2 separate regions of the Homo sapiens genome follow, and region 1 is linked to region 2. Evidence: chromatin contacts called from ENCODE Hi-C or POLR2A ChIA-PET data. All regions are on one chromosome and are shown on one strand. Each heading gives the region's core, a stretch centred on a gene start or an enhancer-like site at or near the end of the contact. The rest is flanking DNA. Distances are from core to core; before and after follow the strand shown.

Region 1 (4,757 bases), core at 307-2,806, 170 kb after region 2:
TATGGAACTCCTACAGTGAGAATATTTGAATCTTTGTTTCCCTCAAACATCATTAATATTCTTAATAACTTGAAATTATTTGTGTTGTTTTATTTCTTCTTTCACTCATGCTGCTTTGGTAAATATTAATTTACTTTTAATATGTTAAAATCCTGTCACTGATCTGAATGCTGTCAATATAAAGACCAATACATTAATGTTAATTAAGTAAATCAAGGAACAAAGGTTGCTGGATAAATGAATTGATCTCACCAAATGTTCTGAGAACAAGTGAGAAAAAGTATATTGCCACTGAATTTCAAATGAAATAATGACATTTAGTTAAGACCTAGAATGTGTAATCAGCCATGATCCTAGGAACAATGTGAAGGCCTTGAGTTGAAATCCTACTGTTTTCTTTAATTCTCCTTCTGTTTCTGCATAAATACATTAACTTTGAGACTGAGTTTAACTTTAGAGCCTTTTTTCTTTTTTTTTAATTTTATTATTATTATACTTTAAGTTTTAGGGTACATGTGCCTTTTTTCTTATCTGCAATGTCAATAGCTCTCAAGCTCTTACAATGAAGGAGCTATTTTAGCAACATGTCTAGCAATGGAGTCAGTGAAAGGAGATGAATACAATACTTGTTTCGATTTTTCTATTTTTTTCTCTATTTTAAATTTCCATTAGCAGATCACCATTTGATTGGGTTTTGTTGATGGAAGAGAAGGTCTGAGTTTCCTGGACACAGTGGAGTAGAATATACTCTCTCAATCTCTATGGCTGAAATTTATGTCCTTTCCTATATAATCATGTTAGCTGATACGGTGACGGAAAGCTTTCCACATGGAGTAATTTTAGGCCACACAGAATAAAGCCCCTTTTTTTGCAGTGCTCTACCACATTCACCTCAGAGGTTTGGATTTTAAAAATTCTTGTGTAGTTGAGGTGGGATCAGAGAGCCCTCTGTCATGTTTCATGGGGCCTTGATCTCCAGGATGGCATTTGGCAATAGAGAGCCCACGAATATTTTCTATGGGCATTAGGTGGGAGTATATTTAGCTCTTATCTACAGACTAATGTGAATGACAATGGAAAAGTTTCCACAGGGATAAGCCTCACGAGTTGCCCATGAGGACAAAACTTTTATGGTCTAGTAGCATTTCCTCAGGTATTGCACCACATAGAACTCATGGGACCTGAATCACCAACCTTATTACCCAGAAATCAACTGGTCCCAATATCAGAAAGCCAAGTAGGGCACAGATAAGCAGAAAGTTACCTGCTTTATCTTTCCACCTTTCACTTCTTTACTATCCCCCTCTTCTTGTCATTATTATAATTACTATTATTAGTATTGTTTGTAAATCCATTTCTCTCTTCCACTCTTCTCATTTCCTTTATGTTTGTCAAGTATGCATTTTTTCAAAGTTTATGCACTCTTCTCTATCAGCACAGAATCCCCTAACATATTCTTCAACAAAGTGTCACTAGTGTCACTGATAATTTATACCCTCTTGAACACAACAGCCAGGAAGCCCTAACCTCAGAGATGTGTCAGCTCAACTTCGTTTTGTGCCAAAATGCCAAACCCAAGCCTCATTTAGGTGATGGGTGAGTTCAGTGGCTCTCTACTCACCCCTTTCCTCTTACACATAAATAAATTCCAGTGGGAGGAAAATAATTTCATAGGATCTTAATGTCATTATAAATACCACTTTTAGTTCAGCAAAGGAGAAAACATGAAAAGGGAGTGGATTACTCAACAACTTGGTTGATGTGAGCTTCAGAAGTATTTTTTTAGTTTTTTGAGAAAATAAATATATGTAAAACAAATATTCAAACACGGAGAAAATTTTCTCTCAGCATGGACTAGAAAACATAAAACTCTAATATTTCTAATGGGAGAAGTGAGAAATTGGTTTCTGAAACACTAAAGTTGTTTTGAAGCAACTGATACTTCCTTCTATTTATAGCTTACCAAAGCCCAGTATACATTGGTGAATGAGATTAGGGAGCAAAGTTGTACAGTTTAAGAGGGTATCCTAAAAAAACAAACAACAACAAAAAACCTCATTTCTCATAGTTTTCTGAAGAAAGTTAAATAAGCGCCCAGCATGAAAGCAAAGTCCAGCTCATAAGCTGATTTTGGACAGTGCTGACTCAGTAACACTCTTCTCTGAGATCTCTTTTCCTTGCCTACTTTGCTCCTTCATGAGAGTTTTGTTACCACTGACCTCCTTCTGACTCCCCCCACTTCATGTTAGCTTTGGACTGGCCAAGTAGCTTTGATTCTCCTGGAAAGCTGATTCAACTCACTGTCCAGTCCAGCACCTGACCTTCATTAGGCAGTCATTTCTGTCTTGAGACCATGCTGAGGAACTTCCCTGCACTGGTCTAAGCTTTATTTACACTTTGGAAACCACCTAAAGACTTAGCTCTGGGAGAAGATCTTCTTAAAGTTCAATACTGAAAGAAAACCTGTAAAGTGCTCTTTCATTTTTTAGTGAAATGTCTTTCCATTTCCCAGCTGCTGATTCATAGTGACACAGCATCGTTTGCTCTTCAGCTTGTATTTTCTCTTAGCATGGCCCCAGAGGCTAGTAGCCCAGCTCATAACCAGTGCCACAAAGAAAGAAGGGAATGGAATTTTACTAAACCAAAATAAAAAGATGTTTTTGGCAGTATGGTCAATTTTCACAATATTGATTGTACCCATCCATGAACATGAGATGTGTTTCCATTTGTTTGTGCCATCTATAATTTCTTTCAGCAGTGTTTTTTTTTTCTAGAGGTCTTTCACCTCCTTTATTAGGTATAGTCCTAAGTATTTTATTATTTTTTTGCAGCTATTTTAAAAGGGATTGAGTTCTTTATTTGATTCTCAGCTAGCTTGTTGTTGGTTTATAGAAGAGCTATTGATTTGTGTACATAAATTTTGTATCCGGAAACTCTGCTGAATTTTTTTTTTTTTTTTTTTTTGAGACGGAGACTCACTCTGTCGCCCAGGCTGGAGTGCAGTGGCGCGATCTCGGTCCACTGCAAGCTCCGCCTCCCGGGTTCACGTCATTCTCCTGCCTCAGCCTCCTGAGTAGCTGGGACTACAGGTGCCCGCCACTATGCCCGGCTAATTTTTTGTATTTTTAGTAGAGACGGAGTTTCACTGTGTTAGCCAGGATGGTCTCGATCTCCTGACCTTGTGATCCGCCCGTCTCAGCCTCCCAAAGTGCTGGGATTACAGGCGTGAGCGACCACGCCTGGCCTCTGCTGAATTTTTTTTTTTTTTTTTTATCAGTTGTAGGAGCTTTTTGGAGGAGTCTTTAGGGTTTTCTAGGTAAGTGATCATGTCATCAGCAAACAGCAACAGTTTGACTTCCTCTTTACCGATTTGGATGCCCTTTATTTCTTTCTCTTGTCTGATTGCTCTGGCTAGGACTTCCAGTACTATGTTGAAGAGGAGTGGTGAGGGTAGGCATACTTGTCTTGTTCCAGTCCTCAGAGGGAATGCTTTCAACTTTTCCCCATTCAGTATTATGTTGGCTGTAAGTTTGTCATAGATGGCTTTTATTACATTGAGGTATGTCCCTTGTATGCCAATTTTTCTGAGAGTTTTAATCAAAAAGGAATACTGGATTTTGTTGAATGCTTTCTCTGCATCTATTGAGATGATCATGTAATTTTTGTTTTTAATTCTGGTTATTTGCTGTATCACATTTATTGACTTGTGTGTGTTAAACTGTCTCTGCAACCCTGGTATCCCACATGATCATGCAGAATTATCATTTTGATAAGTTGTTGGATTTGGTTAGTTAGTATTTTGTTAAGGATTTCAACATCTACGTTCATCAGGAATATTGGTCTGTAGTTTTCTTGTTTGGTTAGGTCCTTTCTTGGTTTGATATTAGGGTGACACTGGCTTCATAGAATGATTTAGGTCAAACTACTACCATTCCATCATTCTTCATAGAATTAGAAAAAAAAGATTCTAAAATGCATATGGAACCCAAAAATATCCTGCATACACAAAGCAAGACTAAGCAAAAAGACCAAATTTGAAGGCATCACATTATCTATTTCAAACTATACTCTAAGGCCATATTTCACCAAAACAACGTGATACTGGTATAAAAAAAGGAACATAGATCAATGGATCAAAATAGAGAATCCAGAAATAAACCCACAAACTTATAGCCAACTGATCTTTGACAAAACAAACAAAAACATAAAGTGAAGAAAGGACAACCTTTTATCAAATGGTGCTGCGATAATTGGCTTGCCACATGTAGGAGAGTGAAACTAAATCCTCATATCTAATCTTATACAAAAATCAACTCACGATGGATTAAGGACTTAAATCTAAGACTTAAAACTGTAAAAATTCTAGAAGATAACATTGGGAAAACCCTTGTAGACATTGGCTCAGGCAAGGAATTCATGGCCAAGGACCCAAGAGCAAATGCTATAAAAACAAAGATAAATTACTTGGACTTAATTAAACTAAAGACCTTTTGCATGACAAAAGGAGCAGTCAGCAGAGTAAACAGACAACACATAGAGTGAGAGAAAATCTTCACAATCTGTACATATGATAAAGGGCTAATATCCAGAATCTGCAATGAACTCAAACAAATCAGCCAGAAAATTACAAACAATCCCATCAAAAAGTGGGATAAGGACATGAACAGACAATTCTCAAAAGAAAGTATACTAATGCCCAACAAACGAAAAAATGCTGAACATCACTAATGATCAGGGAAATGCAAATCAACACCACA
Region 2 (4,818 bases), core at 972-3,471:
TTTGGTTATTTATCCTTATAGGGCCAAAAGGCTAACTTTACTTCTTCCAGGAGCCTTAAGGACCCCAAATATGGTATACCTGTATTTTACTATCATTAGAAATTTTTTAAAAAAGAGGAAACAATTGTGGCCACTCTGAATTAGCTCCAGGTGTAGATTGAAGTTAAAAGTTGAGGGTCAGATTTATTTTTGGTCAACCTCCACGGGACCTGCTTCCTGTCCATTGTCAATAAAAATGCAGCTACCCAACACTCTCTGACACCCTTAGGTGATTAATTGTCAGAATAATTGGGAGCAGAGGTTTGCAGAAGACAGTAGTTTAATGCTCCTTGCAGTGGAAAATGTAATTAACTGCATCAGCATATATTTTTCCTTCTTCATTTCATCTGAAGCTCAAGTGTTGGTCCTTTGCCTCTATTTAGTGCACAATATGTTGGCTATTTAGGAAGATCTAATAGTTAGAAATGCTGTTTCTTTTAGTCAAAAGAAAGGAAGCCAGTAAGAAAAGAGGCTAATATTGATTCTTCTTCAGAATCATCTCAAGAGCCAAATGTCTTTCTGGTTTTTTAATCATACCTGTATGGGAAATATTACCTTGAGGGCACACTCCTGGATTGTCCTGTTTGAGTAAATTGTGTAGTTAAGGCTGAAACTCAAGGGGAGCTTTCTGAGGCACAAGGTATACATGACACTAGAAGGATGTGTTCCTAATGTGAACTTCAGTATACCAAAAAAGACAGAAATATAAAGTTACAGTTGTTTCAGGAAGGGAGGAAGAAACAAACTTACATAATGTTTCTCTGTAGTTAGGTAGGGCCGAATACTAGCAAGCTCATAAAGCAATTCACAAGCCCTATTGAATCTTCCTAGCTTTAGCTGTGAGGCTTAGAGGTAAAGTTTATACAAGGAAGAGAGAGAGTATAGCCAAGTTACAGAGTGAACCAGTGTCTGAGTCAGAAATAGAACTCCTTGCTTCTAATGCTGTGTTAAGTCCCAGCGCCACACCCTCACTTCTAGACGGCAAAGGTGGTTGTGTGTTCAAGCAATGGGAGCTATGAATAGGGCCACAGTGGCAGTTTTCCCATGCCCTCTCTTCAGGATTGAGAATGTAATGTTTTCTTGTCTGTCCTTTCTCTCCCACAAAGTTTGATTACTCAGAGCAGCAGAGCAGAAGTGCCAGGCATTTGCAGGCTGCTTGCTGTGGGTGTAATATATATGTTCCTGGAAACATAAAACTGAAGTGAGGGGATGGATGTGTTAATTAGCTTGACATAATCACCTCATGTAGTATACATATATTAAAACATCGCCTCGTACTTACATAAATGTAGTTCAATTATGATTTGTCAGTTAAACATAATGCAAATAAAAAATAAAATGATTGAAATCATAAAAAATCTGAATGGAAAACTGGGGAGATCTATTTGAAATGTATCAACTTGAGACTCACAAAATAATATATAGCCAGTGAGCTAGAATCATGCTGTGTAAAAGGATCACTAGTGGGCAGACTGGAGGGACTCTGGGCAGAAGGGAAAAGCCTTCCATTATAAAAGCATTTTCCAAATAAAATAATTATACTGGCAGTACTTATTGTAGAAGATAAGTTCAAGCCGATCATAGTGAATAAAGCCTGACTTTAATGTTAGAGGTTTTGCAGTCCCATAAATGCTGTTTTAACTATCATTTTATATTTTTGGACTCTTGAGTGACCTACACCTTAGTTACATTTGCAATGCTATAGTATTGCACTTATTGTATTGAGTGTGAGCTTTCCTGCTCCTGCAACATACTCTTGTAGTACCTTTAAATATATAATAGATGTTCAAAAAATACTTGTCAAACCAAATGGAATGTGCATGTTTTCTTCCAATCTGGGTGGACAGAATATCTTATTACACAGAAATCATGGATGGAAGGCAAATTTGATTATTTGTTCCATCTTGTCTCTCATAGGAGGAAAATATTTCCTACCGGTCCATAGTGTCAGAGTGGTGAACCCCTGCAGCCAGCAGGCCTCCTGAAAAAAAAGTCCATGGGTGACAGAAGATTCATTGACTTCCAATTCCAAGATTCAAATTCAAGCCTCAGACCCAGGTTGGGCAATGCTACTGCCAATAATACTTGCATTGTTGATGATTCCTTCAAGTATAATCTCAATGGTGCTGTCTACAGTGTTGTATTCATCTTGGGTCTGATAACCAACAGTGTCTCTCTGTTTGTCTTCTGTTTCCGCATGAAAATGAGAAGTGAGACTGCTATTTTTATCACCAATCTAGCTGTCTCTGATTTGCTTTTTGTCTGTACACTACCTTTTAAAATATTTTACAACTTCAACCGCCACTGGCCTTTTGGTGACACCCTCTGCAAGATCTCTGGAACTGCATTCCTTACCAACATCTATGGGAGCATGCTCTTTCTCACCTGTATTAGTGTGGATCGTTTCCTGGCCATTGTCTATCCTTTTCGATCTCGTACTATTAGGACTAGGAGGAATTCTGCCATTGTGTGTGCTGGTGTCTGGATCCTAGTCCTCAGTGGCGGTATTTCAGCCTCTTTGTTTTCCACCACTAATGTCAACAATGCAACCACCACCTGCTTTGAAGGCTTCTCCAAACGTGTCTGGAAGACTTATTTATCCAAGATCACAATATTTATTGAAGTTGTTGGGTTTATCATTCCTCTAATATTGAATGTCTCTTGCTCTTCTGTGGTGCTGAGAACTCTTCGCAAGCCTGCTACTCTGTCTCAAATTGGGACCAATAAGAAAAAAGTACTGAAAATGATCACAGTACATATGGCAGTCTTTGTGGTATGCTTTGTACCCTACAACTCTGTCCTCTTCTTGTATGCCCTGGTGCGCTCCCAAGCTATTACTAATTGCTTTTTGGAAAGATTTGCAAAGATCATGTACCCAATCACCTTGTGCCTTGCAACTCTGAACTGTTGTTTTGACCCTTTCATCTATTACTTCACCCTTGAATCCTTTCAGAAGTCCTTCTACATCAATGCCCACATCAGAATGGAGTCCCTGTTTAAGACTGAAACACCTTTGACCACAAAGCCTTCCCTTCCAGCTATTCAAGAGGAAGTGAGTGATCAAACAACAAATAATGGTGGTGAATTAATGCTAGAATCCACCTTTTAGGTATGAGAAATGTGTTCAGGTCCAGATATGGTTTCTCCTATAATTTTTCCTATGCTATAAACTAAAGATTTGAAGCTAATGATACTGAGAATAATGCACCAAATCCAGTCAGATACATTTGTTTGAAGGTATACTGTAGAGTTTTTATTGCTGTTTTGTTCAGTAATTATAGGTCAAATCTAATTACAACAACCAAGATGGATTGCCAAACTCTTCTGCTTGGTTGGAATTTCATTGTATCGCATTATCCAGGTGGCTAGTGGCATTTGATAATATAGAGATGACTTTGAAACTTTCAAAAAGGTATTTCTATTCCAATGATATTTGGTAATTAGGTTGGGCCTATAAATATAGAACAAATTCAGGGATTTTTAAAAAATTGTGTTACTACTGATATATGCTAGTTTTATTTTATTTTTTTGAACTGTCATTGAGTTTATTTTAGCACAAGAATATTTTTAGCCTAACATTATTAATAAGAAATGTGTCAAATTTTTAACATTGGTAAAATATGTTATGTGCATTTTGAAAACAGAAAACAAATTGCGTTGGCATGTACGTGGGTGGGAAGAAAAAGAAAATTAACAGGATTTACACAATTATAATCACCAGCAGTGTGAGTTTAAAAAACTTCGTTGTTTTTACACCAAATTAAAATTTTCATGTCAAACTTCAAAGCCAGAAAGCTGCTAAATACGTGTCTGGCAGGTAAAAGCTGGAAAATTACTTAAAACAGGAAAGTGTCAATAAAAAAACTTGAGCAACACCAACATATTTTTTCTTAAAATGTCACGTTATCTTCATTTTGGGAAACTAGGTTCTATAAAATATTTATCCTCCCTGTTATACTTTGGAGCACAGCACAGCCAGAAAGGGGCTGCATTTGTGCCCAGGTCAGGAGCAAATTGAAAAAAAAAATAAAGTAATACAAAAAAATCAAACTATAAAGCAAAAACATTTATTAAAACCTGAATTAATCCTTTTTGGAGGGAGGAGTAGAGATATATAACCTGAAAATACTTATTCTTTCTTATCGAATTTTGGAGCCTAATATAGCCAGGAGCTGCTGAATTTGTGCCCCTGGATTGGAAGCAAATAAAAAAAAAAAACAACACATAAACTAAACCAAACCAAAACAAAAAAACCAGAGAACCCCAAGAAAAATAAAAATAAAAAAACCTCAACAATAATTTGTAACACTTTCATTACTATTTGTTGAGGTTCTGTAAATGTAAAAATACTATGTCATTTGCATAACATTTTGAAGCACAACGCAGCTACCAAGTGGCTAAATTCGTCTCCTGGTTAGGAACAAGTTGTGGGAAAAAAAGGTCAAAAATCAAACTGCGATAAAACAAACAAAACAAGCACAAACAAAATTTAGAACTTGCATTTTCTGAGCATCTGCGAAACTTACAAAACACTATAACATTCATATAATGCTTTGGATCAAATTGCAACTAAGAAGCTGCTAAAATGGCACCCAGTTTAAAAGGAATTAAAAACAGTATTTTAAAATCTACAAAAAAAGAGAAAATTTTTTTATAATTTACTTAAACCGCAAAAATCTTTAAAACTCTTACTAGTTTTTAAACTAAAGTGGATATTTAAGAATATTAGAACTTGTAAATATAACTTCTGAGCTTGAAAGATGCTACATTTGTGCTCAA

The links. A loop is a pair of places that touch in the nucleus more often than their neighbours do. ChIA-PET counts read pairs that join two places held with the same protein, here RNA polymerase II (POLR2A). Pooled maps may share reads with other maps.
Region 1: a loop to region 2 is called in a pooled map, with 5 times the contacts of the local background. The contact joins two enhancer-like sites. A Hi-C loop is called at or near these places in 2 of 37 single-sample maps with no recorded cell type and 2 of 50 pooled maps. POLR2A ChIA-PET finds 5 or more read pairs at or near these places in 3 of 52 experiments (GM12878, HEK293 and activated T-cell).

The regions. Positions count from the first base shown.
Region 1 is chrX:78,921,420-78,926,176 of GRCh38, forward strand. No RefSeq gene overlaps it. Among named protein-coding and RNA genes, the nearest start is that of P2RY10, 22 kb to the right of the region's middle. RefSeq lists an enhancer at 2,377-2,496. Within about 2 kb of position 1,557, at least 2 of the 41 ENCODE cell types and tissues checked have a DNase peak (open chromatin) inside an H3K27ac peak, as active enhancers do.
Region 2 is chrX:78,752,835-78,757,652 of GRCh38, forward strand. It overlaps LPAR4 (lysophosphatidic acid receptor 4), which reads left to right. Exons shown (of 5, transcript NM_001278000.3): 5 at 1,957-4,818. The coding sequence starts at 2,036. The coding sequence ends at 3,148. Among named protein-coding and RNA genes, the nearest start is that of LPAR4, 7.5 kb to the left of the region's middle. Within about 2 kb of position 2,222, at least 2 of the 41 ENCODE cell types and tissues checked have a DNase peak (open chromatin) inside an H3K27ac peak, as active enhancers do.